Regions from separate parts of the Homo sapiens genome. Here region 1 is linked to region 2. The links are chromatin loops, found by intact Hi-C in ENCODE. Cell type or tissue: heart left ventricle. All regions are shown on one strand. Each heading gives the region's core, and the rest is flanking DNA. Links, peaks and the distances in the headings are about the cores only. Region 1 overlaps TMTC1 (transmembrane O-mannosyltransferase targeting cadherins 1). Region 2 overlaps LINC00941 (long intergenic non-protein coding RNA 941).

What was found. Hi-C counts contacts between places; a loop is a spot of excess contacts. Peaks named below come from ENCODE experiments on the same cell type or tissue, not always from the same donor. Only the 100,000 strongest peaks of a DNase experiment are listed, where the experiment ranks them.
Region 1: a loop joins it to region 2, with 3 times the contacts of the local background. A loop is called at or near these places in 27 of 110 quality-filtered maps.

Annotation. Positions count from the first base shown.
Region 1 is chr12:29,538,541-29,554,908 of GRCh38, reverse strand. The region is part of intron 10 of TMTC1 (transmembrane O-mannosyltransferase targeting cadherins 1); the gene reads left to right. The region is part of intron 5 of LOC105369714 (a long non-coding RNA gene); the gene reads right to left. Among named protein-coding and RNA genes, the nearest start is that of OVCH1, 49 kb to the right of the region's middle. In heart left ventricle, for the core only: no CTCF peak of the experiment used is centred there; a DNase peak (open chromatin) is centred at 8,757; H3K4me3 peaks cover 883 bases.
Region 2 is chr12:30,798,584-30,814,951 of GRCh38, reverse strand. It overlaps LINC00941 (long intergenic non-protein coding RNA 941), which reads right to left. Exons shown (of 5, transcript NR_040245.1): 3 at 14,931-15,039; 4 at 14,351-14,418; 5 at 12,241-13,251. Among named protein-coding and RNA genes, the nearest start is that of LINC00941, 11 kb to the right of the region's middle. In heart left ventricle, for the core only: a CTCF peak has its summit at 7,312 (motif pointing right); no DNase peak of the experiment used is centred there.

The DNA.
Region 1 (16,368 bases), core at 4,589-12,588, 1.3 Mb after region 2:
ACTAGAAAATAAAACACATTCGGTGTGCTTCTTTATATGTATATTTTATTTCATGTATATATTTGAGACAGAGTCTTGCTCATTCACCCAGGCTAGAGTTCAGTGGTGTTATTATGGCTCGCTGCAACCTCTGCCTCCCAGACTCAAGTAGGTGGGACTATAGGCATGCCCCCCCATGGCTGGCTAAGCTTTTTGTATTTTTTGTAGAAGTGGGGTTTTGCCATGTCACCCAGGCCGGTCTCAAACTCCTGGGCTAAAACAATCCATCTGCCTCAGCCTCCCAAAGTACCGGGATTATAGGCATGAGACACTGTGTCTGGCCTGCTTCTTTGCATATGTATAGCACAATATAGGTTTTAATTATCGTTAAGTCTACAATTTGTAATTTTCTTTGACCCACCTTAATACACTGCTCTGCTTTTTCTTACTTTTAGTCTTGCTAAAGACTCGCTAACGTCTTGCTAAAAGTAAGAACATTCAACAGTCCTTTTCCATGCCCAAATCCCTACTAACAGTGATATTAAAACTAATTGTGTATTAAAAAAAAAACAAGAAAGGAAAAACAACTGATAATGAAGACAAGTGTACAACTGTGGTGGAAAAAATATTTTAGTTCTAAGAGGCTCTTTTTAAAAATAGCAAATCAAACAGTGTGACAAAAATTAGATCTACTTATTGTAGATAGCTAGATACAGATCATTATCATGTTGTTATTTCACTCTGCTACTTTTATGAGCACGTATTTCTTTATGTGAAGTTCTAAGGATTTGTGTTTTAATAAGTCATTGTTGCATCTGTATATGTCCTCCTTAAGAGCCCAAATAACGTACTGGTTATATAAAATCCTGTAAATGTCTTTTGGGGTACCTGGATTATATAGCGCTACATTCAAAAATCATATAGATGAGTATTTTACCCATAGAAGCCAAATATAAAGGCTTGGCTACAAAATGGCGTTTCTTGTTAGGAATGCTATTCTACAGTTATGATCATAATATGGTGCTGAATTTGGCTCTAATTGAAAATAATGGCAGATATTCTTATAAGTTTCATTTTGCTAAGACCTGAGCAAAAGATGGATGCTCTAACTTTCCTTTTTCAATTTTCATCTTATCACTGCTAACATCTTAAATTAGTACATGTGAGTTAAAAATGCATTTTGGAACTTGGCAATGGCTACTTTTCACAGTAAGAGGAGTTATTGGGTAACCAACACAGGATTTTTTACCCCTTCTCTTTTTCAGTAAAAATCAATTCTTGATGATGATCCAAATCAACAACAATGCTTTACATTTGTATAAGACTTTACTGTTTCCTGAGTGCCTTTTTTTTCATGATGCCCTTACAATGAGTCTTTACAGTGAATAGGAAAGAAGAGAAAACAAGCTCCTAAGAAGTTAACAGAGGTCCAAACAAGTTATCCTTGTTTACCTCCTCTTGCCTGTTACACCATAGAGCCAAGTGGCTGTATCTCAGCATAGGTCAGTCATAGAATTCAGTAGATTAAAATAATGATAAGAGCTAACTCTGAAAAGCTTTCCAGTTTACAGATAAGTTTCTTTTAATATTCATTATTTAATCTTTAAAACGATCTATTAGGAGATATATTGCCTTCCTCATCCCCATTTTACCGGTGAGGAAACCAAAGTTCAGAGGTTTTATGTGACCTTGGCTCAGGCCATGGCAGAGCCAGGATTGAATCCCTACCCTTGAACTCCTTTTCCTGTTCACTTTCCATTACCCACGTGCCCAAATAGCTTTCCAATCCAAACATTACATAATATTAGACTGTTTAATGGCATGCAATTGCCTTTTGGGAGAAAGGACCACCCTGCATCTCTCTTAAAGAAACAGCAAATTTGATTTCCATCACCCTGAAGTTATGTTGCTAAGTAACAGAGAGAGATGACCCAGAAAATAGCACTTAGATAACTGAGCTTTATTTCTGCTTACCTTAATACATTTCTGAGCCATAGCAATGGGTCAAAGGCAAGAAGAGGATAAAAACACTTTCAATTTGATTTGACTTAATCTGTTTTACTATTTATTCACTTTAAGATGTACACAATATTGATTTCTCCATTGAGTTAACTTTTGAGTTATTGAGTTAACTTTAAAAAATTGTATCCTTCTTTATAACCTGGAACTTAATGCTCATTCTGAGAATCCAAGTTATCTCTTTAGATGTGAACAGTTTATATTTGATAATCCCTGAGAGGAAGCACTATCATTATTCCTGTTTGATTAATAAGGAAACTAAGATTTGGAGAAAATAAGTAACATGCCAAAGTCCTTTAGTAAGGAAATAGAAGACACAGAATGGAACCTAGACCTGCTCTAGCCCTTCTGCCCCTAACCACCGCACTCTACTGCCTCCTTGTGGCCCACCTGAAAACTGGGCTACAGCCTGCAGCATCACTGCCCAGTAGAAATGAGAGCCATACATGTAATTTACATTTTTTTAGGTAGCCAGATTTTAAAACATTTTAAAAAGTGAAATTATTTTTAATAATATTTATTTAACCCTAATGTATTCAAATTATTTTAGCATGTGATTAATATTAAAACATAATTTTTAAAATTTAATGTGAGAAATTGAAAATATTACTGAGATGGTGTGCATTCTTTTTTTTTTAAATGAAATATTTGGAATGCAATGTGTGCTTTACACTTACAGCACATCTCAGGACAGCCATATTTCAAGTGTTCAGTAGCCACATGTAATTTGTGGCTACTATATTGTACAACACAGATGTTTATTAATAACCTTGACTTCGAAAGAAATATGAGTCTTTGTCCAGGCCAGAAGCTCTAAATAAGACGTGACTCTATCAGAGCATCCAAGGCAATCTTATAGCAACTCATTTGAATTCTTGGAATTATATGACAGACGGCTTCAGACCCATTCATAGCAGCAGACTTCACTGAGTGTTATCCAAATATATCTGGCCCCTTTTATGACCATTTCACTGGACTTTGCAGCTAATATGTCATGATGCTGTGCAGCACATTTACAGTGTGAGAGGTTGATAAGAAGCAGCTTTCCATGCCAGCATTCTTAATTTATATTAATTCTTGTTGGCTTTGGTTAGAATTTAAAATGTCAAAAAAAAAAAAAAAAGAAGAAAGAAAATAGGCAAGATTAGCATGAACTTTTTATGGATGAACAGAGCGGAAGTCCCTGATGGCTCAACAGAATATAATAGAATATTTAAATTCAGGATATGGGAAAAATATTTCTGTGAATGCTCTGTTAAAATAGCTGTTGGTGTTTATTACTGAAATGGAATATAAAAAGAACTTCTTGAAGAACCATGTCATACCTCCCTTATTGCCAAAACTACCTTTTGTTCACATAATAGAATATGAGTGTTAGGTAGGTATTACAATAAATCTTATAATCAAAACTCAGGGGAAAATGTAATGGAATGTCCAATAATTGAACTATATAGCAGATGAATTTGATAACAGGATATATTTGATTTACTTTAGTCTGATCCTTTAGAAAATTGAATATCTAAAAAATATTAGGAGGCAGAAATAAGGGTAACCATTATCTTTTAAGTGCTAGGGATATGTTTCCTAATACCTTTGGCACTAGCCACACAAACTTTTATTTCATAAAAAGGAAGTTGATACATTCAAGATAGTAGTTTTTCTCTACCTTTTAACTGAAGCCCCGGAGAGTAGACAATGCCAGCCACATGGATAAAGAAAACTTTTTAACACCCTTACTACCACATTAGTATACCAGCTTCAGATGAGCATTTTCTGCATCCTCCTCTTAGCATGAAATTCTATCCCCCACTCTGCACCCCTGTGGTAGTGACCTGTTCCCTCCACCTTTAGTTACTTCTAGTCCCAATCCCATTACACTTGCTCCCCTTCATCTTTGTCCAAATCATGTTTGTTTCTCTCTAGCTCTGTCTCCCTGCTCTTTTTTTTTTTTTTTTTTTTTTTTTTTTTTTTTTTTTTGAGATGGAGTCCCACTCTCTCCCCCAGGCTGGAGTGCAGTGATGCAATCTCCCTGCTCTTTTAAAGCCCAGTCCAGCATCTCATAACACCATCCTCATCCCTGCCATTTCACAACTTCTTGTACCTTCTTCCATCATCCTCAGGGACTTGAGCACCAGGGCAGTGACTCTCCATTGCTCACCAAACTATGCTGCGCTCTTCAGCAAGAAGATCCATCACCAAGTTCCTGTGCTTCTGTCCCTTCAGGGCCCCCCATTTATGCTCTACCTTAGCATTTACCAACATGGCCTGGCCACTGGCTTTTTAATTATGCAGACTTTGTCATTCTCTAGCATTTGAACTCCGAAATGCTCCTCTTTGAGCTTAAACTCTTACCTCTGTCCTCCCTTCCCTTTTCCCCACTCTCTCATTCCCGCTGACACTTTAAAGGGATCATGATTATGACCTGCCACCTCCTCGCTCCTCTGTCTGCTCAGTTGCCTTCTATTAAGACCTAAGCATCAGCATAGCTTCCGTGACAGGTGCTATTCTCCTGCTCCCTCTTTCCTGCCGGCCCTGCACTTGATCACTGTTAGAACCTCTCTTCTCCCTGATTTTTGCATTCATAATTTATAACCCTATCTCTAATTTATCTGATGTATTTCAGTAATGCACGTGACATCAACTTAGACTCTTTCACACTTTTACCAACATTTACCTGCCTGACAAGGCCAACCCAAGTTACTTCACTACCTGTATTTTGCTTTCCCTAGACCAATATTTCTCAATTTTTTTTTTCATTATCATACTCACCTCTTTTAAGGAGCTTTTTTAGATATTTTTTCTTATCAGCTTTCTCCCCAATTAAACACTCAAGAATAAGATTTGTTACATAGGATTGAGCTTGGAAAGACCCAAAACCATTGTAATGTCTATGATTATTTTTCACCACCATCATCCCCACCCCAAGAAACAATTTTCACTCCTGTAGAGAATGTAGGACTCTAGACTGTCATCCAATCTATCAAATGATAGAGGAAAAAAATACAAATCTGAGTTGAATGGGATCCCTACATGGAAAACAAAACCATGATTAGGGGTAAGAGCTGTTGAAAATTCATTCCTTATGGTCTTTTATGTTATCTCCTGTTTCCCTAATGCATACATCCTCTGTTCCCCTCCTCAGTGCCCTGTACACACACCCAGAAGACAACCTCATCCCTTACTTTTACTTAGAATATTCAGGTCATTCAAGGTGAAATATTACAGTTTCCTTTCTTTCTATCTCAAAATTTCCTGCATGTTCGTAGACTCCTGCTTGCTTTGCTCTCCCATAGAAGAAAGCCTTATTAATATCTTGCCTCCTTCATGAGGCTAGTGTTTATACCTGTGTTTGTGTGTTTTTTTTTAAATTGAGGCATAACTAACATGTATTAAAATGCACAAATCTTAAGTCTTCAGTGCAATGAGTTTTGACAATTTTATGTGCTCTTATAATTATTCCCAAAATAACGTAGACAATTTCCATCACCCCAGAAAGACCTTCCATACCTCCTTCCAGTAAGTTTCCACCTCCCCTGAGGCAATCACTGTTCTGATTTTATTTTTTTTACGATAAGTTAGTTTGGCCTAGAACTTTATTTTAAAGTGATAATTTGGTATGTATTTTTGGCATCTGGATATTTTCATTTAGCACAATTTTTTAGTCTTATCCATGTTGTTACATATTACTTTTTATTGCTGAGTAGTATTCTATTGAAATTAATCTTAGATAATTTGTTTATCCATTTACTGTGGGTGGATACTTGTTTGTTTACAGGTATGGGTTATTACGAATAAAGCTGTTGTGAATATTCACTTCCCAATCTTTGTATGTTCATTTTTCTTGGGTAAATATATATTTATTTATATAAATAATATATAAATATATAACATATAATATATAATATATAATTTATATATTTAATTTAATTTATATATTTAATTTATTTAAATATGTCATACATATTATATATTATTTACATATTATATAATATGTAAATAAATATATTAATAATTATATATTGTATATTAATTTTATATAATTTATATATTTATATATTATATATTTTAGATAAGTGATATAATCAAGCAATATATAACCTTTATACTTATATATTTATATGTAATATATAAATATATAAATATAGGTGTAGAATTTGGGTGTTTCTTTAATGTTTTCAGAAATTACTGTATTAGTCTGTTCTCATATTGCTAATAAAGACATACCTGAGACTGGGTAATTTATGAAGAAAAAGAGGTTTAATGGATTCACAGTTTCACATGGTTGGGGAGGCCTCACCATTATGGTGCAAGGTGAAGCAGGAGCAAAGACACATCTTACATGGCAGCAGGCAAGAGAGTGTGTGCAGGGGAACTGTACTTTATAAAACCATCAGATCTCCATGAGACTTATTCACTATCAGGGCAACAACATGGGGAAAACCTGCCCCCATGATCCAATTACTTCCCACCGGGTCCCTCTCACAACATGTGGGGATTATGGGAGCTGCAATTCAAGATGAGATTTGGGTGGGGACACAGCCAAACCATATCAATTGACAAACAGTTCTCCAAAATAATTGTGCCATTTTTCACTCCATCAGCAATGGGGAAAGATTCATTTGCTCCATATCCTTTTGAACATTTGGTGCTGTGTTTTAGCCATTAGTGGTCATTAATGTAGAATCCACATGTGTTCCTGATTCTATTTCTCTCCTCTTCTATTACCACAGGCTCTCTCTTAGGTCTTCAAATTCTCTCCAGTCCACAACTTCAGCATGCCCCAGATCCCCCTAGGGAATCTTTCTCAGTTGAGGCGCTCCCTCCAGTTGTTGTCTTCACTCTTTGCTTTTGATCAAATTGGCAAGAAGAATGGTTAGCGCCTGGTGCTTCTCCTTTGCACCTGTTCACACAGCTGTCTAGTGCATTCACTGCTCTGCCAGCTTTTACTCCCTTAGTTTCTCTGCAGTGAAGAATATGACACTGTTGATCTCCTTCTGATTTTGAAGCTCTTTATTTCATTGCTTCTATCACAGTGCATTATTTTGCTCTTCCAAATCCAACATCTGCTCTTCTTCGACCCTTCCTATAAATTTAGGGACAGCTAAGAAATTCACTTCATATCCATTGCGTACACACATAGAGTCCAAATGTCTTAGCATTCAGGGCTTTCCATAATCCTGCCACTTTCCTCCTTATTCTTCACTCCTCTCCCATATTGTGTAAACCCAGACCCCAGCCAGATTGGCCATTTGTCAATGTATGAGAAATACTAACCTGCCAGGTTACATTTTAGAGACTGTGACTGAGGTTTTAAATAGAGAACTTTCCTAGTTCATTTAAAATGTGGTTTCATTTACATTTTTATCATTTCATGGTCAGTGGCTGTCCAAAATTAAGTTACTGGGAAATAACGAGAATGTCTATGTACTTACTCAAGATTTGGCAGTTGTTTGTATGTAAACAGATTGCTAATGATTAAACTATTTTTGTGAGTCCCTCTCCCCTACTGCAACTCCACTCATTTATACTGTGATTACTAATGAGTTGAGGTTGCGTTGTTTTAAATCCATCATGTGCTTTGCAAGGAATCTTCTCTCAATCTTTCCTTTTCCTTTTGTAATGACTGCAGTAAACACCGCGGAGACCTGAAGACAGAGCTGCCCAGGAAGTGCTGGGTGGGAGCAAGCTTTGAGGAATCCCCTGGTTTTTGTTTACATTCTCTTGAAGGAGTTGGAATGTCATCATTTTCCTTCATTGCATAAATATTTCTAACAGAGGATAATTAAACAGGCCAGACTGCTTTGTCAAGTGCAAGAGTTTCAGTAGTCTCCCTTGTCCTGAAAATCATTTTCCCACCCCATTCACCCTTTACAATCTTTCCCGGAATCCTTTGTTATCTTGTCCCCTTGAGCTCCTGTGCTGCCTGAAAGACTTGGGATGACTCAAGATATAGGTGAAAAAGGAATAATTTTTGGAATAACTCAAGGTGAAAGAGGAATTTTTTTTTTAAGAGAAAAGGACTCACTATGTTGCCCAGGCTGGAGTTCAGTGGCTATTCACAGGTGCGATCATAGCACACAACAGCTTCAAACTTCCAAACTCCTGGGCTGAAGCGATCCTCCTGCCTCAGCCTCCCGAGTAGCTGGGACTAGTCTGATTCAATTAAAAGAATAAGAGAAATGTGGATAATCATTGAAAATTTCTTTCTGCATACATTTGTCTTACTTTAGGGTACCAAGTGCCTGAACATTTTTTCTAAAGCCCAGTAGGAGATCAACTTTACCCAGACAATTAAATTTGGCATATAGGCTGTTAGACATAATCAAAAGGCTTTTAAATCTAAAAATGCTCTGTGTAGGCCAGGAAGAGAAATAGGAAGGACAGAAAGAGGAATATGCATGTTCCACCCCTGTCTGTGGCCTGCAGGGTCTGTCCCAGGAAGCATGAAATAAGGCCCCTTCCCTTCTTGGTGACTCCTTAGCAATTCTGCCAACCTCCCTCCCATTTGTACCCTCCTGATATAGGGCCCAGTTCCCTTAGTTTGGTGTTTTCATGCCTTGCCTCTTGTCTGCCGGCCAGCATAGCAGGGCTCTCTTCCCTCAGCTTTCTGGCCACCCTCCTCCTGCAAGTGACAGGGACAACAGTAACTGGCACTTAAATGGCACTCTGCTCAGCACTTCTCATGTCTCATGAGCCTGCCCACACCAGTTGTCTAGGACAAGCCCATCACTCTCCCATTACAGACTGAGAATCACGTGAGGAGAGAGCCCAGGGCCAGGAAACTGATGCCAGTGCTTTCTGCCACATCATGCTGCCTCACTACCACCTCCTGTGTGTTCTCCTCAAGACTAGCAGCTGGGAGAGCTTAGTGAGTTTGAGTCTCAGTTCTACTGCAAAATTACATGTGACCTTGGGAAAAGGATTTTACCTTGCAGTGCCTCCAACTGCTCGTGTATAAAGTGCAAATAATACTAGTAACTACATCTTTCATGAGTACTAAATACAATAATGCGTGTAAGTCCTCAACATAGGCCCTATTACCCAATGAAGATGAAATAAGCTTTAACTATTATTAATTATCATCAGCCCAGGGACATAATTTCTCACTTTCAATTTGAAACTCAGGTCCTTGGTATAAAATATGCAATGAATCAGAAGTAGATAATGCATTTTCTACCCCTGCAGTTGAACAGCTCGGGGAAATTTAAACTTTGCTGAGGCTTAGTTTCTATCCGTGTGTGTGTGTGTGTGTGTGTGTGTGTGTGTGTGTGTGTGTGTGTGACAGAGTCTTGCTCTGTTGCCCAGACTGGAGTGCAGTGGGCTGATCTCAGCTCACTGCAACCTCCAGGTTTTAGTGATTCTCCTGCCTCAGCCTCCTGAGTAGCTGGGACTACAGGCATGAGCCACTATGCTTGGCTAATTTTTGTATTTTTAATAGAGACAGGGTTTCACCATGTTAGCCAGGCTGGTCTCGAACTCCTGACCTCAAATGATCCGTCTTCCTCAGCCTCCCAAAATGCTGGGATTATAGGCGTGAGCCATTGTGCCCGGCCTCCATCTCTTTAAAACAAAGGGTGAGAACAAGTGATCTCATAGAATTATCCAGCTGCAAGAATCTGTGGTTTTAACTACAACTACAGGTTTCTGGTCTTTTAACTGAGAAGTAAAAGAAAAAGAAGACCAGAGAAGAACTTGAAAGTCCCTTTTCTCTCCAGAGGAAGTACTTGCATTGTAATAGCATCCTGCCTCTGCTGAAAAAAAAAAACCCATCTGTGAGGCTTCTGGTAGAAATTTGAGCTGGGAATCTTGCTGGAGAGGAGAAAGGAGCAAGTGGAGTTAGCATTTATTGCCTCCTACTATGTGCCAGACACTCGGCTAAGCATATCACTCATGTTCTTTTACTCCACTCTTACAGGAACCTAGAGAGGTAGAGATTATTTAATAATAAGCACATTTCTCTTTGGCCACTGGGGCTCCTAGAGATGAAGCATCTAACACATCATTCAACTGGTGAGGGCAGAGCTGAGATTTAGACCACCCCAAGCCTGAGCCTAAACCCAGGAACACGCATTAAACTGCATCATCAAAGCATCCTTTTAGCTATGGGGCAAATGAATCCTGACTAAATTAAGTTATTCTCAGCTGCCTTCCCTTTTAGGTCCCTACCTGGGAGCATTGTTTTACACTTTCCCTTAATCTTGAAAGGATTTAGCATATATATTTGCATACACTTTGAAGTGAAACTGGCTTGGGACTAGTTTATCCCAGCCCGCCCCCATGCGCAGAACCAGCCCTGCAGATGCAGAGGAAGGCACAGTGGGGCAGGTGTTCCACTGCCTGGGTGCAGAGCAGTGACCTCATCTGGATGACGATAGACACCAAGAGTCGTTCCAAAGAAACAAAGGAGAGGAACTCAGGACTAACATTTCCTCAGGACCTACTCTGTGCCATCCCCAGTGTGAGGTGTGTGTGTGAGCTGCATCTCCATTTCTGCTGCCCTGTGACTCCATCTTACCATTTCTCAGTTTCCAGGTGGGAGAAGGGTAGGATGGGGGGTGGGAGGGAGGCAAGTGGCCTATTCTCTGAATGTTAACTGTTAGGCCAGTGCCACTTTTGCGCCACTCTGTCTAATGAGTTTGACTGTGAATTGACTTTTTTTTTTTTTTTTGAGATGGAGTTTTGCTTCTGTTGCCCAGGCTGGAGTGCAGTGGCATGATCTCAGCTCACTGCAACCTCTGCCTCTGGGTTCAAGTGATTCTCCTGCCTCAGCCTCCCGAGTAGCTGGGATTACAGGCGCCACCACCACGCCCAGCTAATTTTTGTATTTTTAGTAGAGATGGGGTTTCACCATGTTGGCCAGGCTGGTCTCAAACTCCTGACCTCAGGTGATCTGCCCACCTTGGCCTCCCAAAGTATTGAGATTACAGGCATGAGCCACTGCACCTGGCGAAAATATTTTTTAAAATTCTTTTAACCACATAATATGAATCTGTGTCCTCCACACAGTTCCACGTGGCTTCTGTAGAAAGTCAAGCAGAAAAATTAGGGTGAACCCCTAGTAAACTAGATGCTATATTTCCATTACATTTCCCAGGTGTGCTCAGTAAACTTGAATCTAAAGGAAGCTACATAGAATATAATCTGATTTTCTTTTCTTTCTGTACAGGAAAGATAGTAGAGCTACAGAAACATGTGTGCTCTGTAAAGATCATCTCAGTCAGACGTTTACAATTTGACTTTCACAATTCAGTTTTTTAGAAGAGCTGGTAAAGTCAGTATGCCAAAAAAAACCATGATCTTTTTCATTTGTTGGGAACATCAATTTTGAATCCAACAACAACAGACACCCCGACAAAGGAATAGTAATTAAGAGGTCTGCCCAGCATTCCAAGTTCACACTGTGGTTAATGGGAAATTTTACTGCCACCAAGAGGGTCGCCAAATCCATTTATTTCTGTTACTGGCATTTCCTACGTTCTCCCCAAATGTCAATACTTTTTCAAAGCAAGCATCTACTTTCAGTTTAAATGAATATGTCATGAGACTTTAGACAGGAATCCAAAAAGTTCTCTAAATTGACAAACTTACCCAGTACTTAATTACTAAAAGAAAAATGTGGCGAAACCTTGTTTGCTTTTGCTAAATATCTGTCACTGACATGGAGCCATGAAAGTGACACGATGCAAATGTTTTTACTTAACACACAGGAAAAACAGTCCCAATGCTGTGTAACCAAAGGGAAAATTCCCTGTGAAACTACAAGTGTTTAATGGCAAAATTCGTACATTCTAAACAAGATCTAATTTCTACTTAATGTTTCTCTTATGAAATTAATGATGATGTCACTGGTCCCAGGAACACATTCTCGGGAATTTTTTAGCCTTTTGGAAGCTCCCGGGGGAAACATGAGAGAGTTGAGTTTTGCTGCAAAATATTAGGAGATTTTTATTTTTGTTATGATGGATAACACAGGAGCTAAGACTTGGATATGCAATCAAGGATATTCACAATACAGCCCCTATGAGAGAGAAAACTGCCTCTTTTCATTGCAGTATTACCCCAGAGTTCTACTCTGCCCAACCCCATCCTGCCACATTTCCTGGTATCCAGGAGTATCTTTCATGGGGCAAATTAACCAGCCAGTGCCACCTTTCTCTTTTGGTCAGATTGTCCCAGGGAAGTCTTCTTTATCCTGTCTTTTTAGCTTTCAGCATCCTATTATATTTAGCCTCCTCTGCAGGATCAATTGATCCATGCTAAGCAGAATCACCTGAGAGGCTTAGAATCCTAATGATTCCTGGGCCCCACCAAGACCTGCTGAATCTTATCAGTCCTGGCATTCTGCACTTTACCAAACACCTGGAGAGTTTTACGCACCAGAATTTCAGAAGTGTTGATTTAAGAGAGAAGTAAAGACAAAATATTTTAGATCACGGAGGATTATTATCAGTCGTCAGCTGGTGATGCTGTTTAGCAGTTAAGGAAATTCCAGATGCTGCAGGGCAATAATATTGCCAAATTCTGGAGCAGTTTTACGCTTACCTGCACTTTTTACCTATGCAGGGATCCCCAAGAGTTCCATCAGTGCCGGTTGAACCCTCTACCAGAAGCTCTGAGAGTCCTTGTTGTTCTTGGTGTCTTTAGTATCACATGAGTTCTTAAAGGGATTCAGAGTTTTCTGTGACTCCAAAATCAAAGTGTGTCTGTGCCTGATTGGACAGGATATATACTGATGTTCGATTTTATCTATTTTTCACCAATTATGGGCTAGTTAACTCTGGCCTTTCAATATAACTCAGAGAAATGACCCATGGACTTGGTCAGTTCAGAGAAGAAAAGTTATTTTAATATTTTTCCCCTTTGAAATTGACTTGTCAATTCGGTCTAAATGGCTAAATTAATACAATGCTATGAATTTAGGTATGATAATTATTAGATTAAAAATCTATTGTGGGGCCAGGTGAGGTGGCTCATGCCTGTAATCCCAGTACTTTGGGAGGCCGAGGCAGGCGGATCACGAGGTCAAGAGATTGAGATCATCCTGGCCAACATGGTGAAACACCGTCTCTCCTAAAAATACAAAAGTTAGCTGGGCGTGGTGGTGTGTGCCTGTAATCCCAGCTACTTGGGTGACTGAGGCAGGAGAATTGCTTGAACCTGGGAGGCGGAGGTTGCAGTGAGCTGAGATTGCTCCACTGCACTCCAGCCTGGGCGACAGAGCAAGACTCTGTCTCAAAAAAAAAAAAAAAAAAAAGCAACAGTGAAAAACTATTGTGGTATCAGAAACAAAGAAAAATTTCTCTGATGTGTAACCCAAGCTTTTTATGAATGGTTTGAAATGTGGAAGGATATTATTTAGGAGAGACTATATCAAAAATGGCACATTCTCCTTGGTTTTAAAAATTAAGAAAAGAATAGGTTTCAATGGGTGATTTTTAGAAACATTAAATGAGTTAATAATAAAAGCCAAAACATAGACAGTACCTACCAAGTGCCTGAGATGCATGGGGGTCAGATAATTTGCCTAAGGAAACACAGCTAGTAAGTGGTAGATGTAGAGTGAGACGCCAGTCCTTCTGGTTTTTAAGTCTGTGCTTTTAACTACCATATAGTGGTAAGGTGGATAGGCGGCTTAGCAGTGTGCTTGGTAAGGAACAGATTTTCAAAACGTGGATGCGGTGCCTGTGATTTTCTTATGATTCTAAGTTAGGCTTGGGCTGCTTCTGTCTTCCTTAGGATCACGTCTATAATACTTAAAGAACTGTAGAAACAAAATGTAACATGGGGGAATCATATTGTCACCTTTTGTCAAATTTTATTCAAATATTGGAAAACATTTAAGGAGATTTACAAAGATCTAGAAATAAAGAGTAAAACTATGGCTTTTTGTTTGTTTGTTTGTTTTTATTTTTTTTTGAGACAGAGTCTCACTCTGTCGCCCAGGCTGGAGTGCAGTGGCGTGATCTCGGCTCACTGCAAGCTCCGCCTCCCAGGTTCACGCCATTCTCCTGCCTCAGCCTCCCAAGTAGCTGGGACTACAGGCGCCCGCCACTGTGCCTGGCTAATTTTTGTATTTTTAGTAGAGACAGGGTTTCACTATCTTGGCCAGGCTGGTCTCGAACTCCTCTGACCTCATGATCCACCTGCCTCGGCCTCCGAAAGTGCTGGGATTACATACAGGCGTGAGCCACGATGCCTGGCCAAAACTACGGTGATTTTTTTTTTTTAAACGAATGCAGCAATTATTGAATTTCTACTCTGTGCAAGTCACTTTTCTGAATTGGGGAAAAAAAAGTAACATTAGTAAGATGTAGGTCCCACCTGTGAAGGAACTTAAAACCTGGTGGTCACAGATAAATTGTATAACATTTCAGCGAGTGAACACAGAAATGCCAAGTGTGGCCTCAATGGAACGGTCTAGATTTGAAGTTCTAAATTAGAGTCCAGGTGTTATCGAAGCTGTGTGACTGGGGACAAATCACTTGAGCTCTCTAAACCTTAGTTTTCTATTCATTTGGGATGATGGTGGTCAGTATTTTTGTCTAAATCTTTGAAAGGGAGATAATTATGCCAAATTTATAATGCTGAATGAGAATTAGAGTAAATTACTTAGCATGGTCCTTGGCAGAGAGTAAATGTTTAGGAAACAACTATTGTGAAATATGCAGCTTAAAAAACTTGTCTGCATGGCACATTCACTGTTAGATGGACCTGGATCCCCCCTCGCAAGAGGCAGCAGTAGGTTCCCCACACGTGCTTCACTAGGATCTCAGAGAAGAAAAATATAGATGTCAGAATGGGGCTTCTAGGTAGCATTTTCCTACCATATTTTTCCTATGATGATAGAAAAAAAAACTGAAATATCAGAAAGGTGATACATATGTATACATATGTTCTTCGTTTTCTTAAGTGTTTTTAGGAGCTTTGAGCTGGGCAAGTCAGGGAAGGTGTCTCTGGGAACCAGAGTTGAATAGGAAGGAGAGAAGAGCCATCTGTGAAGTGGTGTGGGAAGAACACCAGGCTGAGAGGCGGAAGACCTAGGGCTAGTCCCTTGTTTTTGCTTAGGAGCAGGGCAAATCATGAAAGCACTCTGAATCTCAGTCTCTAGTACTGTAAATTGAGGTTGGAGTCTATCCATGATTCTCAAATCTGGGTGATTGTCATATTCATACGGAGGGCATCCTACTAAGAGGCCAAGCCTCAGAGCACTAAAGTCTTTTTTAAAGCACACGCAGTGATTTGTAAGGTACAGTGAAGATAATCAATGGAGTAGGTCATTGTTAGGTTCTGCAGAATAGATGCCAAAGGCCACCCAGTTTCGCTGGAGTAGCGGGTACCTGGGTATGTTTGGAATGCTAGTCAGAACCATATTGTAGAGGGTTTTAGCCTAAGAGTCTATCTGTAGGTAGTTGGACATTAATAAAGATTTTTATATATGAAAGCAGAGGTCTAGAAAAAGTTCTTCCCGTTGTCGGCACGTAATAAAAGGAGAAGAATGAGGGAACTAAAATCAGATGTGTGAACCAAGGCATTAGCAAGCGAAACTGAGTAAGTGCTGAGTAAGACTGCAATAATCCAATAGTATTGTAGGACTGATTTTTAATATGGGATAATTATCAGAGAAACGTGCTATAATACAGATATGAAAAAGGGATGCTACTAACATCAGAAACAGTTTGAAATTAAGTTTCAATCTCACATAATAATCATATTACTATATAACCAAGAAAGGTTTTATTTAGATGAATTATCTTCTCTAAGTTATTGTGTCAAAGCCACACCTATTTCATAAGCTCCCACCAAGGGGTGAGCAAGAGAGACTATAGAAGAAATATTCTCTTCATTCCTCTCCCTTTTAGAAACAATAACAAATCACCACTTATCAACTTATTGGGCTTTCTTTAAGAAGAATTTAAAAATCTCTCTCAAGGTGGCATGTGATGTCTGTTAGCCTGACCTGTTGGTGCTTAATGACACTCAGCGGCTCCCAAGCAAAAGGAGAATCCTCCAGGAGTACACAGCCAAAAAGAAATGTCTTCTCTGCCAGAGTCTTTGCATCTTGTAATACTCATATACTAAATTAATTACATGATGAGGTGTTTTTCTTAAAGTCTGTTAGTCTCTCACAGGATTTTTGGAGATGATGTTTTTTATCAAGAATCTGGGTTCTTGGTATATAATTTTGATGATAATCTTTCCATCGTGTCACATGAATGTTCATGGACAAACTCAAGCATTTAGGTTCATAGACTGTACTGAATGGTCATCTTGCTAAGCTCACATGTAAAAGGTCTAAGTTTCCATTCTAACTGATATGAGCCACGACAAAAGAAAACCATTAAGTCATTGCTATGAAGATGTTATGGGTTT
Region 2 (16,368 bases), core at 3,435-11,434:
TTGGGAGGCTGAGGTAGGAGGATTGCTTGAGCCCAGAAGGTTAAAACTGCATTGAGCTCTGACAGCACCACTGCACTTCAGCCTGGGTGACAAAGTGAGACCCTGTCTCAAAAAAAAAAAGAAACGAACAGCAAATATGCACATGTAAATATGATTGGCATCATTAACCATTAGGGAAAAATACAAATTAAAACCACAATGAGCTATCACTATACCTATTAGAATGGATAAGTTGAAAAATCACACCACATGCTAGCAAGAATGCAAAGAACACCAGACATGTCATATATTGCTAGCATGAATAGAAAATGGTACAGCCATTCTGGAAAATAGCTTGGCAGTTTCTTATAAAATTCAACATGCACTTACCATGTGACTCAGCAATGGCACTCTTTGGCCTATATCCCAAAGAATGAAAACTTATGTTCAAAAAAGCCTGTGCATGAATGTTAATAAAAGCTTTATTCATAATAGCCTCAAACTGGAAACCACCCAAATTTTGTTCAATGAGTAAGGGATTCAACAAACTCTAGCATATCCATTCAGTGGACTACTACTCAGGAATAAAAATAAATAAACTATTGATATGTACACCAACTTGAAGGATCTTCACAGCATGAAGCTGAGTGAAAAAGGCCAAATGCATAAAAGGTTACACACTATAATTTCATGTAATAACATCCTCAAAATGACAAAACTATAGAGGTGGAGAATGGATTACCAGTGACCAGGGGGACAGGGACAGGTGGGTGATGTGACTGAAAAGGGGCAGCACAAGGGAGTTCCACTTGGTGATGAAACAGTTCTATGTTGATGGTGGTGGTGGTGGTTACAAGATACTATACATGAGGTCAACTTGCATAGAAAGCACACACACCCCCACACCCCCACACACACACAAGTACATGTAAAAGTTGTGAGAACTGCATAAGGTCTGTCGTCTAACAATATTGAACCAATGCCAATTCCCTAGTTTTGATAGTGTAACTGCTGTTATGGAAGATGTCACCTTTAGGGGAAGCTGTGTGACTCATCCGAGGGACTGTACCTACTATTTTGCAACTCCCTATGAATATAATCACTGCAAAGTAAAAAGTTAAGAAGAAAACTAGCAGTGAAAATATTGGAAACAGTCCAATGTCCATCCATATGGGACTGATCAAATAATTAATGGTACATCCACACCACACAACTACATGGAAATTGAACAACTCAGAGATTCTGAATTGTAACAGAACAGCTGGGTCTACTCCCAGGGTGGTACCCCCTGAGCCACATAAAAACAAGATGAGGCTTGTTGAATAGAATGGAACATTTTAAACCCATGCCTTTCCTTGCAAATCTGTGCTTCACGTTTTAAAAGCAACCTCTTACACAAATTGTAGCTGCCTAATTTTCAAGAAGATCATTCACCCTTTTGCTGTCTGATGGGATTCTGCGAGGTTTCTTTTGTTGTTGTTATTGTTTTTCTGGATAGCAACTGTTAACCATTGTAATGTATTTCACTTTTGTTGTCCTTTGTGTATATTTACCTACGTTTTACAAAATTGGTATCGCACTATTCATCATGAACCTTTTTCCCTTGAGTTTTCCCCAACATTTTATTGTGAAAATTTTTAAACAGAAAAGTTGAAAAATTGTACAGCGAGCAGCCATATATCTACCACTTAGATTCTCATTACCATTCTATGATATTTGCCTATCACTTATCTGTCCTTTTATCCATTCCTCTATGCACCTATTAATCCATCTTACTTTTTTAAGGCATCTCAAAGCAAGTTGTAGACATTACTACACTTAGCACTTCAGCATGCATATCATTAACTAGAGTTCAATATTTGTTTATAGTTTTTTAGATAACATTTATGTACAATTAAATACATACATTTTTAATGTAACATTAGATGAATTTTTACAAATATATATACCTGTGCAACCTAAATCCCTATAATATATAAAACATTATAATCACTCTAGAAAGTTTCCTCATGTCTGGGGTTGCCAGATTTAGAAGGAAAAATAATAATAAGGTGCCCAGTTACATTTGAATTTCAGATAAATAATGGCTTTGTGTGTTTGTGTGTGTGTGTGTGTGTGTGTGTGTGTGTGTGTGTGTGTTTAAGTATGCCCCCACTGCTGCATGAGAAATTCTTGTCCTAAAAAAATCATTTGTTGCCGAGCTGGGCATGATGGCTCACACCTGTAATCTCAGCACTTCGGGAGGCCATGGCAGGAGGATTGCTTGTGGTCAGAGGTTCGAGACCAGCCTGGGCAATATAGCAAGGCTCAGTCTCTACAAAAAAAGAAAAAGAAATATTAGCCAGTTGTGGTGGTGCACACTTGTAGTCCTAGCTACTTGGGTGCTTGAGGTGGGAGGATCACAGGACCCCAGGAGTTTGAGGCTGCAGTGAGCTATGATCACACCACTGCATTCCAGAGTGAGACCTTTTCTCAAAAAAAAAAAAATACTCATTGTTTATCTGAAATTCAAGTTTAACTGGGCATCTTGTATTTTGTCTAGCAACTCCACAAATAACCCTTCCTAGTCAATCCTGAATCCTTTATCCTCTAGATGCATCTACTGTCTGATTTTCTTTTTGTCATCTGTGATGGTTAATATTAGTTGTCAAGTTGATTGGATTGAAGGATGCCAAGATAGCTGGTAAGCATTGTTTCTGGATGTGTCTGTGAGCGTGTTGCTAGAGGAGATTGACATTTGAGTCAGTGGACTGGGAGAGGAAGATCCACCCTCAATGTGGGTGGACACCATCCAATCGGCTGCCAGTGTGGCTAGAACAAAGCAGGCAGAAGAAGGTGGGATAAGCTGGCTTGCTGAGTCTTCTGGCTGCCTTCTTTCTCCCGTGCTGGATGCCTTCTTCTGCTCCTCCTGCCCTTGGACATCAAACTCCAGGTTCTTTGGCTTTTGGACTCTGGAACTCGCACCATTGGTTTTCCAGGGTCTTTCAGTCCTTTGCCCACAGACTGAAGACTGCACCGTCAGCCTCTCCAGTTTGAGGCTTTCGGACTTGGACTGAACCACTACCAGCTTCTCTCTTCCCCAGCTTGCCGATAGCCTATCATGGGACTTTGCTTTGTAATTGTGTGAGCCAATTCTCCCTAATAAACTCACACACACACACCCTATTAGTTCTGTCCCTCTGGAAAACCCTGACTAATACAAGATCATAGATTAGTTCTGCCTGTTTTACAAGGATCTAACTTCATAAATTGGAATCATAAAGTATGTCTCTTTTGTGTTATACTTCTTTCACCAAAATAGCATTTTCAAGATTTATTCATGCTATTTTATCTAACATTAGTTTGTACTACTTTATAAATTTGCCACAGTTTTTCCTACCGATGTACACCTGGATTGTTTTCAGTTCAGGGCTATTATAAATAGAGCTTCTACAGACATTTTTGTACAAGTCTTTTTGTGGACTATTTTTTTTTATTTCTCTTGGGCAAATACCTAAAAATGTAATAGCTTGGTTACAGGGTATATGTATATTCAGTTTCCTAAGAAACAGGTAGATCTTTTCAAAGTAACTATACAATTTAACATTCCCACCAACAGTGCATGAAAGTTCAGGTTGTTGCAAATCCTGGCCAACATTTTGTGTTTCAGTGTTTTTATTTTTAGTCATTCTGGTAGGTGTGTAGTGGTTTTTCATTGTGGTTTTAATTTGTATTTTTCTAACAATTAATGATGTTAAGTACTTTTTAATGTTCTTGTTGGTCATTCATATATATTAATTTGTAAAATGTCTATTGAAATGTTTTGCCTATTTTTAAAAGTTGGGTTGTCTTTTTGTTATTGAGTTAAGGAGATTTATTTATTTATTTATTTATTTATTTATTTATTTATTTATTTTTGAGACGGGGTCTCACTATGTTGCTCAGGCTGGCCTTGAACTCCTGGGCTCAAGCGATCTGCCTGCTTTGGCCTCCCAAAGTTCCAGGATTACAGGTGTAAGCCACCCCACCTGGTCAGGAGTTTTTTTAAAATATATTCTGTTTATCAGTTATTTGTCAGATATATGTCTTGCAAAATATTTCCCTATGTCTTGTCTTTTTTCTTAATAGTGTGTTTGAAGAACAGAATTTTTTTTTATTTTTATGAGGTTTCATTTATCATTTATTGCTTTTTATATCCTAACAAACTTTTACCTATGTCCAATTCACAAAGATATTCTTTTGTTTTCATCTGGAGACTTTATAATTATAACTTTTATGTTTAGGTCTATGCTCCACTTGAATTAATTTTTGTGTATGGTGTGAGGCAAGGGTAGAGATTCATTTATTTCTGTAGAGAGATACCTAGTTGTTCCAGAACTATTTCTTAAAGAATTTTCTTTTCCCATTGGCACCTTGTCAAGAACCAAATGGCCATGGTATGCATCTGTTTGGGAGTTCTCTATTTATTCCATTGACTTACTTGTTTATCTTTATCCCAGTACCTCCAGTAAAGTTTTGATTTCTGTAACTTCAGAATAAGTCTTAAGTCCAGTAGTGTAAGTGCCCCACCTTTATTATCCCTTTCCAAGGTTGTCTTGGATATTTTAAGTCCTTTGCTTTTTCATATAAAATTTAGAATCCTATGAATAAACCTGATGGGTTTTAAAATTTTTAAAATTTTTGTTTTATCAAATATGTTTTCTGGGCCAGGTGCAGTGGCTCACTTGTAATCCTAGTACTTTGGGAGGCTGAGGCAGGCAGATCACCTGAGGTCAGAAGTTCGAGACCAGCCTGGCCAACATGGTGAAACCCTGTCTCTACTAAAAATACAAAAATTAGCCAGGTATGGTGATGGATGCCTGTAATTCCAGCTACTCAGAAGGCTGAGGGAGGAGAATTGCTTGAACCTGGGAGGTGGAGATTGCAGTGAGCCGAGATTGTGCCACTGAACTCCAGCTTGGGCAACAGAGTGAGACTGTCTCAAAAAAAAAAAGATTTTCTGAATATATTGAAATGAGTTTTCTCATCTTGTCATGAGATGAAAATTTTTTTCTTTGCTCTACGGTTGTGGCGAATGTGCTACTATTATTGTATTGTAGTCTATCTCTACCTTCAGAGATAGTAATGTTCGTTTTATATACTTGGAAGCTCCAGTGTTGAGTGCACAGATATTTCTAATTATTATATCCTCTTGCTAAATGGACCCCTTTGTCATTATGTAGTGACCTTCTTTGTCTCTTTGCAATCTTTGATTTGTGTCTCTATAGGTGAAGTGGGTTTCTTATAGGCGGCATATAGTTGGGTCTTATTTCTTTATTTGTTCAGCCACTCTATGCCTTTTAATTATAGAATTGAGTCCATTTACATTCAGTGTTGTTACTGAAAAGGTAGGACTTATTAGTGCCATTTTCTTCCTTATTTTCTGATTGTTTTGTAACTCCTCTCTTTCTTCCTTTTCTTACTGTCTTTCTTTGTAGTTATTTTCTCTGGTAGTATGTTTTAATTGATCACTTGTTATTTTTAGTGAATCTGTTGTTGGTTTTTGTACTGTGGTTACCATCAGGCTTACAAAAAACATCTCATAGGTGTAACATGTGAATTTAAAGAGATAACAACTTATCTTAGGTCACACAAAAAATAGGAGCAAACAAGGAAAAAAACCCTCTACACTTTAACTCCACTCCTGCAACACACATTTTGACTTTATATTGCCTCAATTTACTTATTTTATATTGCCTGTCTCTTATCAAGTTGCTGTAGGTATTATTGTTTTTAATAGGTTTGTCTTTTGGATTCATACTAGGGTTATAAGTATTTATAAGTATATAAATACACAGTTATGGTATTAGACTACTCTGGGTTTGTCCGTATACTTGATTTTACCAATGGGTTTTGTATCTTCAAATGTTTTCTTTATTTACATTAATGTTTTTTCCTTTCAGAATAAGTAATTACCTTTAGCATTTCTTGTAAGATGAGTCTGGTGGTGGTGAATTCTCTCAGCTTTTGTTTGTCTGGAAAAGACTTTATCTTTCCTTCATATCTGAAAGATAACTTTGCTGGATAAAATATTCTTGGATGTCTGCTTTTTTTCACTCAGCACATTGAAAGTGTCATCTCACTCTTTTTTGGCCTATACAGTTTCTGTTGAGAAGTCTCTTGCCAGATGAATTAGAGCTCCTTTGTATGTTATTTGTTTCTTTTCTCTTGCTGCTGTTAGGATCCTCTCTTAAAAGAGAGAAAGGATCCTCTGTTTGTCATTGACCTTTGAGAGTTTGAAGATTATATAACCTTAGGTTAGTCTTATTTGGGTAAAAAATATTTGGTGTTCTTTTACTTCCCTGTACCTGAATATTTATCTTTTTCTCATGTTTTGGAAAGTTTTCTATTATTTCTTTGAATAAGGTTTCTACACTTCGCCCTTCCTCAACTCTCTCTTCAATACCAATGATGTTTAATTTTGTCTTTTCAGGTAATTTTCTGTATCTTGTAGGTGATCTGTTTCTTTTCTTTTTTCTTCTTTGTCCTCTAACTGTGAATATTTAAATAGCTTCTCTTTAAGCTCACTGACTCTTTCCTCTGTTCAATGCATTTTGCTGTTGAGGGCCTGTAATTAATTTTTTAGTCCAGCAAATGTATTGCTCAATTCCAAGATTTCTGTTTGATTTTTAAAAAATTATTTCAATCTCTTTGTTAAATTTCTCTGATAAATTTCTAAATTTGTTTTCTGTGTTATCTTGGAGGTCACTGCGTTTTCTCAAAACTATTATTTTGAGCCGGGCATGGTGGCTCATGCCAATAATTCCAGCATATTGGGAGTCTGAGGTGGGAAGATCACTTGAGGCCAGGAGTTTGAGATGAACCTGGGCGAGATGGTGAAACCCCATCTCTACTAAAAATACAAAAATTAACCAGGTGTGGTGGTGCATGCGTGTAATCTCAGCTACTTGGGAGGCTGAGGCACAAGAATCACTTGAACCTGAGAGATGGGGGTTGCAGTGAGTCAAGATTGCGCCACTGCACTCCAGACTGGGTGACAGATTAAGGCTCTGCCTAAAAAAAAAACAAAAAAAAAACTATTATTTTAAATTCTTAGAGAGTTCACATATTGCCTGCCATCTTATTAAGATCAGTCACTGGTTCCTTGTTTGGTTGTTTGAAAAAGTCATGGTTCCCTGATTGCTGTTGTTTCTTGTGGATGTACATCTATGTCTTTCATTTAAGGATTAGCTCTTTATTCCAGTCTTCTTGGTGTGGCTTGTTTTGGTTTTTATTGGATATGTTTGCTTACAGATTGTAATTTATCTGTTGACTTCTTTTTTTTCCTTGCTAGGTCACTGCCTTCTTTTTGTCACTAGATGGCACTTTAAGCCCAGGTTTGCTACAGTTCTAGTAAATGATCAGAGTGCTTCCCAGCCCAAATGGGGAGATGCCAAATGAAATATCGCAGTAGTGCAGGAAGGCTGCCTAGGGTGTTCTGCCCAGAGCACGAACCTGTTGAATGAACCTCCTACAGCATGGTGCTGCTGAAGAGCTACTCTGATTTGTGCCTCATTTCGCTGAGTTACAGAGGTTCCAGGGCTGAGGATGGCAGTCTCACTTCCCTCCTTTGTCTCTGGCTGCCCTCAGGAATAGTTTTCCTTTCAAGGTACTCCTGATGCTTCCCTTGGGTTGAGGCAGGGATGGGTCTCCTGCCAGAGAACCCAAGATGCTGGGGAAGCTGGTTGTCCACCTCAACCTCGGTTTTTCCAGTGTGGAAACTATAAGTCAGGGAGAAATTTTCCGTACACTTGGTGCTGAGCAGACTGGGAGGAAAGGCATTGTGGACACGAAAGTCTGATTCTCTTACCATCTTCTCAAAGTTTTTCACTTCTCTGTGGCCCCAGGAACTGTCTCATCTTCATATTCAAGTTTGACATATTGCTGGTAATAATCTCAGCGCTATATATTTGTTTTTGGTTTTCTGTGGAAGAAGCTTGATTCTATGCTGCCATTTTGGAACCCCTGGTGAAATTTTGATTAAGAAATATTCTGGGCTGGGCGCGGTGGCTCACGCTTGTAAATCCCAGCACTTTGGGAGGCCGAGGCGGACGGATCACAAGGTCAGCAGATCGAGACCATCCTGGCTAACACGGTGAAACCCCGTCTCTACTAAAAATACAAAAAATTAGCCGGGCGTGGTGGCGGGTGCCTGTATTCCAGCTACTCAGGAGGCTGAGGCAGGAGAATGGCGTGAACCTGGGAGGTGGAGCTTGCAATGAGCCACGATAGCGCCATTGCACTCCAGCCTGGGCGACAGAGCGAGACTCTGCCTCAAAAAAAAAAAAAAAAGAAAGAAAAGAAAAAGAGAAAAAAAAAAAGAAATATTCTGCAAATGTTTTTATATTTTACTTCCTTTTCAATTACCACCATCAGCATTCTGCAGCCATGTTATTGACAAGCACTTTCACATAGCTCTATACACCTCACCACATTGTTCTCACTCCCTTTCATAAATAGGAATTACTTCTAAGCCTCTGATTCTATGGACTCATCTTGCTTCATCTCTCTCAACATTCTTTGTATTCTGTCATCTGCAACCCTCTCTCTTCCTTTAAATTTTACTGCACCTTTTCATTAAAATATAAATGTAATTCCTATTCTTGGACCTAATGATTCCCTACTTTGGCTTCACATAACAGGAAGAACTCCAGCCTAAGAGTTAGGAATTTCTGATTTATTTACTAAGTACAACACCTAGCTCTCTCTTTACCCTCGGCTCCCACAATGGCTGTGCTGGTTCTCTCTTTACCCTGGGCTCTGCCACTGACTGTGTAGCCTCAGGCTATTAATTTAGCCATCAGAGCCTCAATTTACTTATTGTTAGGTGAAAAGATTAAATCACTGTTGTGGTTTTGTTATGTGATGGTGGTGGTTTGTTTTTCCTTTGTTAATACTAAAACTCTTTCAACAATCTAATGAAATTCATGAACTCTCTAAGGTAAAGCACATTCACACACACATTTTGCAAATAATTTCCAAGTGTTTACAAACTTCCCAGAGCCTATTCATGGACTTGAGCCTAATAATCCTTAGACTGGATATACCCCTTTCTTAATAGTTCTCTCTGGCACTAATTCCTCTTAAAATTAAAAATTAAAAAATTGCAATTTCTATTCCTGCTAAGAATTCATATTTGAGAAAAATGGTTCTGACATCTCTCAGCCATATTCTGATAATCAGAATTTTTAAAAGTCCCTATGCTAAGAAGGTAAGTGGTTTAGGCAAAAAAAGCTCCATAAATCTCAATCTCCTAACCTTTTGATCTGCCCACCTTGGCCTCCCAAAGTGCTGAGATTACAGGCATAAGCCACCTGTTTTTTGCCTCCTAGAAATAAAAGCTAATCACTTGTAGAATTTGGTGGCATTCTCCCTTTGGGTAATTGCTCCAGCCATGTGAAATCCTTGCTTCTCCTTTGCCTTCCACCATGACTGTAAGTTTCCTGAGGCCTTCCTAGAAGCAGAAGCCATTATGCTTCCTATACAACCTGCAGAACCTCTTTTCTTTATAAATTTACCTAGTCTCAGGTATTTGTAGCAATGTGAGAACAGACTAATACAGAAAATTGGTACTGACGAGTGGGGCGTTGCTATAATGATACCTGAAAATGTGGAAGCATCTTTGGAATTGGGTAACTGGCAGAAGTTGGAAGAATGTGGAGGCTCAGAAAAAGACAGGAAGATGAGGGAAAGTTTAGAACTTCCTAGAGACTTGTCAAATTATTGTGACCAAAATGCTGATAATGAAGTCCAGGCTGAGGAGGTATCAGATGGAGATGAGGATCTTATTGGGAACTGGAGCACAGGTCATTTTTGCTATGATTTAGTAAAGAAACTGACTGCATTGTGCCCTTGCTCTAGGGATCTGTGGAACTTTAAATTTGAGAGAGATGATTTAGGGTATCTGGTAGAAGGAATTTCTAAGCAGCGAAATGTTCAAGATGTGGTCTGGCTGCTTCTTCTAACAACATATACTCATATGTGTGAGCAAAGAAAAGATCTGAAACTGGAACTTATATTTAAAAGGGAAGCAGAGAGTACAAGTTTGGAAAATTTGCAGCCCAGCCATGTGGTAGAAAAGAGAAGCCTATTTTCTGGGGAGGAATTCAAGAAGGCTGCATAAATTTGCATAACTAAAAGGAAGGCAAATATTGATAGACAAGACGATGGAGAAAAGGGTTCCAAGGCATTTCAGAGACCTTTGCAGCAGCCTCTCCCATCACGGGTCCAGAGTCCTAGGAGGGAAGAATAGTTTCCTTGGCTGGGCCCAGGGCCCTGCTGCCTTATGTAGCCTTAGAACACTGCTCCCTGCATCCCAGCCACTCCACCTCCAGCCATCTCTCTCAACATTCTTTGAGAATGCCATGGCTAAAAGGGGCCCAGGTACAGCTCCGGCTACTGCTTCAGAGGGTGTGAGCCATAAGCTTTGGCAGCTTCCATGTGGTGTTAAGCCTGAAGGTGCACAGAGTACAAGAATTGAGGCTTGGGAGCCTCCATCTAGATTTCAGAGGATGTATGGAAACACTTGGATGTCCAGGTAAAAGCCTGCTGCAGGGGTGGAGCCCTCATGGAGAACCTCTACTAGGGCAATGCAGAGGGGAAATGTGGGGTTGGAGCCCCCACATAGAGTACCCACTGGGGAACTGCCTAATAGATAGGCAGTTGAGAAGAAGGCCACCATCTTCCAGACCCTGGAATGGCAGAGCCACTGACAGCTTGCCACCATGTGCCTGGAAAAATTGCAAGCACTCAATGCCAGCCCTTAAGAGCAGCCATGGGGGCTGACCCCTGGAAAGCCACAGGGGCAGAGTTGCCCAAGGATTTGGGAGCCCACCCCTTGCACAAGTGTGCCCTGGATGTGGGACATAATGTCAAAGATTATTTTGAAGCTTTAAGATTTAATGACTGCCCTGCTGGATTTCAGACTTTTATGGGGCCTGTAGCCCCTTTCTTTTAGTTGATTTCTCCCTTTTGGAGTTGGAATATTTACCAAATGCCTATATCCCCATTGTATCTTGGAAGTAACTTACTTTTTTTTGATTTTACAGACTTATGGATGGAAGAGACTAGTCTTGTCTTAGATGAGACTTTGGACTTTTGAGTTAATGTTGGAATGAGTTAACACTTTGAGCAACTGTTGGGAAGGCATGATTGTATTTCTCAATGTGAGAAGGACTTGAGATTTGAGTGGGGCCAGGAGTGGAATGATATGGTTTGTATCTGTGTCCCCACCCAAATCTCATGTTCAATTACAATCCCCAGTGTTGGAGGTGGGGCCTGGTGGGAGATGATTGGATCATGGGGGCAGATTTCCCCTTTTGGTGCTGTTCTCATGATAGAGATAGAGTTCTCATGAGATCTGGTTGTTTTAAAGTGTGAGGCACCTCCGCCTCTCTCTCTTCCTTCTGCTCTGGCCATGTGAAGTGCTTGCTCCCCTTCCCATCCATGATTGTAAATTTCCTGAGGCCTCCCCAGAAGCTGAGAAAATGCCAGCATCATGCTTTCTGTATGGCCTGTGGAACCATGATCCAATTAAACCTCTTTCCTTCTTAAATTACCCAGTCTTAGATATTTCTTTATAGCAATGTGAGAAGAAACTAATACAGTAATATTTCTCCATCTTTCAATCGGCTCCATAAATTGTGACTGACATGTTTAGTAACTTGAAACTCCCACTTCTGCTATATTTATTTGGGAATGCTGTATTGAATTTAAATAGATATGTTGTAAATAAAAAAGTTTAAAAATATTTTTATATTCAAACAGCAGTTAATAATTGGGTAAAGTGGGAATTATATTGCAAAATCATTGTGAGCTATTTACCTTTTAAAAGTATAACTTTTCTAGCTCTAGCACTAAAAATGGCCCACAGAAGAATTATCCATTTTAGACTCATGGAACAATTTGATATGCACCCTTAGAACCCTAAATGAGGTCTCTAATACAGCACTGAAAGAATGAAGGCTTGGTGAAAAGTAGATAATTCCATAACTTGGTGCCTATAATATCTTATTTCCAGAAAGCAAAATGCTTTCAGACTATGACTATGTGGGTGACACTGACAAGACAAGAACAAGCTTAAAAAATCTTCCACTGGAGATATTACAGTTTGAACAATACAAAGGAAACACCTAAAAGTATATTTCACTGGAACAAGTGTGAGAAAAATCATGATCATATAATAGTATTCCAGAAAGGATAAACCATAAAGTGTGCTAAAAGAACATTTCAACTCACGAAAAGGATGATTATGTAGTATATATTAATTAGTGGTTATCATGTTATCCTATTTTTTATCACTTTACTATTTAATTGTATAGTATTGGCATTTTTATTATATCAGGAAATTATTGGCTGGGCATGGTGGCTCACACCTGTAATCCCAGCACTTTGGGAGGCCGAGGCAGGAGGATCACTTGAGGTCAGGAGTTTGAGACCAGCCTGGCCAACATGGATAAACCCTGTCTCTACTAAAAATACAAAAAATTAGCCAGGTATGGTGGTGGGCGCCTGTAGTCCCAGCTACTTGGGAGGCTGAGGCAGGAGAATCACTTGAACCCGGGAGGTGGAGGTTATAGTGAGCTGAGATCACGCTGCTGCACTGCAGCCTGGGTGACAGAGCAAGATACTATTTCAAAAAAAAAAAAGAAATTATTAAATATATTTGTTCATTTGTTTAAGCATATCAAAATTTGTGGTTATAAGCATAGTTGGTCCATTGATCATGGCAGCAAGAATGAGAGTTGATAAAAGAGGAAAAGTAAAATATTAGAAGGGTGTGGAATCCAGTCAATTCGCAGAGTAATTAGTTACAATCTGGATAGAGGGCTCATTACATCATCAATTCAAATCAAGAGCCCAAACATTGTGAAAGTGATCTCTGCTATAAGATGGATACATGCTCCAGGTTTTCAAGGAAAAAATGCTGGCCTGAAAAGGTCCACTACGTTAGAAGGATTTCGGTTTGTATTGTCAGTATGCCTATGCTTCTGCTACAGAACAAAACACCATAAAACTTAGTGGCTTAAGTTTTCTCTGAATAGTTTCCCCTATTCTGTGGGACTCTTCTGGTCTGGTCTGTTTTGTCTTTGTGCTGAATGTTCAAGGCTGAATGGTCAATGTCTGGTAGTTGGACGGTTGCTTGGCCTAGGGAGGCTTCAACTAGGATGGCCTGAATCTGCTCCAGGTGATGGCTCATCCTCCAGTAGGTTAGCTCAGGCTTTCCACACGTGGAAGCCTAAGGATTCCAAAAACCTGCAAGGGAGAACAAGCCCCAGTATGTCACATTTGCTATTGTCCCATTGGCCAAAACAATTCTAATGAAAAACTCAGAATCAGTGTTGGAGAGGATTACTCAAGAAGATGTGAACAAATTGGGGACTGTTACTTTAATAACCTATTGCAGTTTGTTCAGTTTGATTCATTGTATTTTTCAGGTATATATTTTTGAGGTATTGTTTAAAGGCTTATAAATAATTTTCATGTTAAATTTATAGGTCTAGTCGTTGGCATTTGAAATGTTTAAGAGAAGCAGGCACAGAAAATTTCAATGTGATTTGAGATGTCTAAGGAAATTTAATTAATCAAGTTCTAAGTAGTATTAAATATTTAAGAAGGATTTGGCCTGTTACATTTATGAGTTAACACATGAATCAAAGAACAAGCAAAAGTGATTGTTTTTATTTTCTACAAATATTATCAGAGTAATGAATGGACTTATGAGCTTTGTTAAGTTGAATTTAAAAGCTTGAGAAAAACTAGGATTTAGATTTTGCAACTCAATTTAAGGGACTAAAAATCAAAACACATTACTGTGAAAAAGTTTTCCACACGCAGAAACCCCGCTTGAGATTTAGTAAATCTCAGTTGACACATTTATTCAATAGTTTATTCAAATCATATTTATGGCCAGGCAAATGGCTCACACCTGTAATCCCAGCAATGTGGGAGGCCGAGGCAGGTGGATCACTGGAGGCCAGGAGTTTGAGACAAGCCTGACTAACATGGCAAAACCATGTCTTTACTAAAAATACAAAAATTAGCTGGGTGTGGTGGGGCACACTTGTAATCCCAGCTACTCAGATGGTTGAGGCATGAAAATAACTTGAACTGGAGAAGCAGAGGTTGCAGTGAGCTGAGATTGTGCCACTGAACTAACTATAGCCTGGGTGACAGAGCAAGAGTCTGTCTCAAAAACCAACCAAACAAACAAACAACCATATGAACCATATGTATTAATCATCTACAGTGTATGTATTAATCTAGGCACTGGGAGTATGGTTGTCTTAGTCTGTCTTCTGTTACCTAACAGAATACTATATGCTGGATAATTTATAAAGAAAAAAAAACTTACTTAGTTCATGAATATGGAGGCTGAGAAGTCCAAGAACATGGCACTGGCGTCTGGTGAGGGCCTCCTTGCTGTGTCACAACATGGCAAAGGGCATCACATGACAAGTGGTCAAGCATGTGCATGTCAGCTCAGGTCTTTCTTTCCCTTCTTATCTTCCTCTTCTTATAAAGCCACCAGTTCCATCATGGGGGTGGGGGCCCACACTGATGACCTTATCTAATCCTAATTATGTCCTAAAGGTTCCACTTCCAATCAACATTTGAATTTGGGGATTAAGTTTCCAAGACATGAAATTTAGGGGACACATTCAAACCATAGCAATGTTAGGAAATGACTCCCAGTCCCTTCCTTCATTCAGACTTAACACCAGCAGCGCACATATTGGAAAAAACAATTCAAACAAACGGCATGATTTCAGATAATGGAGACACAAATATCAGTCAATCAGAGACTAATTCCTAATCCCATTTTCCTCATTGTGAAGGGTATTCTGTCTCCTCTCCCATTTTCCAGGAATGGGATCAGTGGGCATTTCCTTTTTCCCATAGCCAAAGACACCACCAAGTGCTCCATTTCCTACCTGACTGATTCTTGATACCAGTCTACTGCTTCTTTCATAATCAGTCAGTGAATCCAAAACTGTTGTTTGGCTATCAACTGTCTCCTTTAGACACTTCTCGAGGGCGCTTCTGTCAGGGAAGAGAAGTGAAGAGAAAAGTAAGAATCCAGAGCACATGCAATAAACAAAGCAACCCAAAGTTGATAAGCATTCAGCAAGCATTCACTGAACACCTCACATTCAGCTAAGTGTGAATGGTGAGAAAGCAACACAGGAGGGAGGAAGCCAGGCTCCTTGCCATCAGGGGGGATCAATCTTGTAGACAAGGCAAAATTACATTTCACCCAAGACACCTATATTTTTTACATTTTAAGATTTCTAAAATGGGACTTCATCTTACAATCATGACACCTTCGACTGGATGAAATACAGTAACTACAACACAAAGCAGCATTGTGCCCTGAGAGGTGTGCAAAGCCTACAGCAATTAGGACACTGGACCAAGGTCAGGGTGCATATTAGAATCACCTGGGAAACTTTTAAAACTACCTTATGCCCAGATCCCACTCCAGACCAACTGAATCAGTATGAAAGAGTGGGGTTGAGCATTTTGGCATTGGTACTTTTTTTTTTTTTCAGACGGTGTTTTACTTGCCACCCAGGCTGGAGTGCAGTGGCATGATCTCAGCTCACTGCAGCCTCTGCCTCCTGGGTTCAAGTGATTCTCCTGCCTCAGTCTCCCGAGTAGCTGGGACTACAGGTGCCTGCCACCACGCCTGGCTAATTTTTTGTGTTTTTAATAGAGATGGGATTTCACCATGTTGACTGGGCTGGTCTCGAACTCCTGACCTCAGGTGATCCACCCACCTTGGCCTCCCAAAGTGCTGGGATTACAGGCATGAGCCACCACGCCTGGCCAGCAATGGTAGTTTTTAAAGCACCCCGTGAGATCCTAATATGTAGCCAGAGTTGAGAACCAGGATAGTAATTTCAAATGAGAGTACACATTCCCTGAGGTTACCTGAAGACTTTCCATGGGGCATGCTGACACGAATACTTTGGTAGAGGTCAGCACACTAGGGCTTATGGACGAAAGCTGCTGCCTGTTTCTGTACCCCCCAGGGAGCTAAGATGGTTTTTACATTTTTTAATGGTTGGGGGAAAAATCAAAAGGGAAGTAATATTTGGGGACACATGAAATTCAAATATAAGTGTCCATAATTAAAGTTTTATTGGAGCATAGCCATAATCTTTTGTTTACATATTGTCTATGGCTGCTACAAGGTTGGAGTTAAAGAGTTGGGATAGGACCATATGGCTGGCAAAGCCTGAAATATTTACTATCTGACACTTTACAGAAAAAATTTGCGGAGGCTGGCTTGAAGAGAATGAATCTTCAGAATCTCAACATTTTATGTCCTATTCCAGAAACTGACCTGCCTGTAAAGGTACAGCTGTT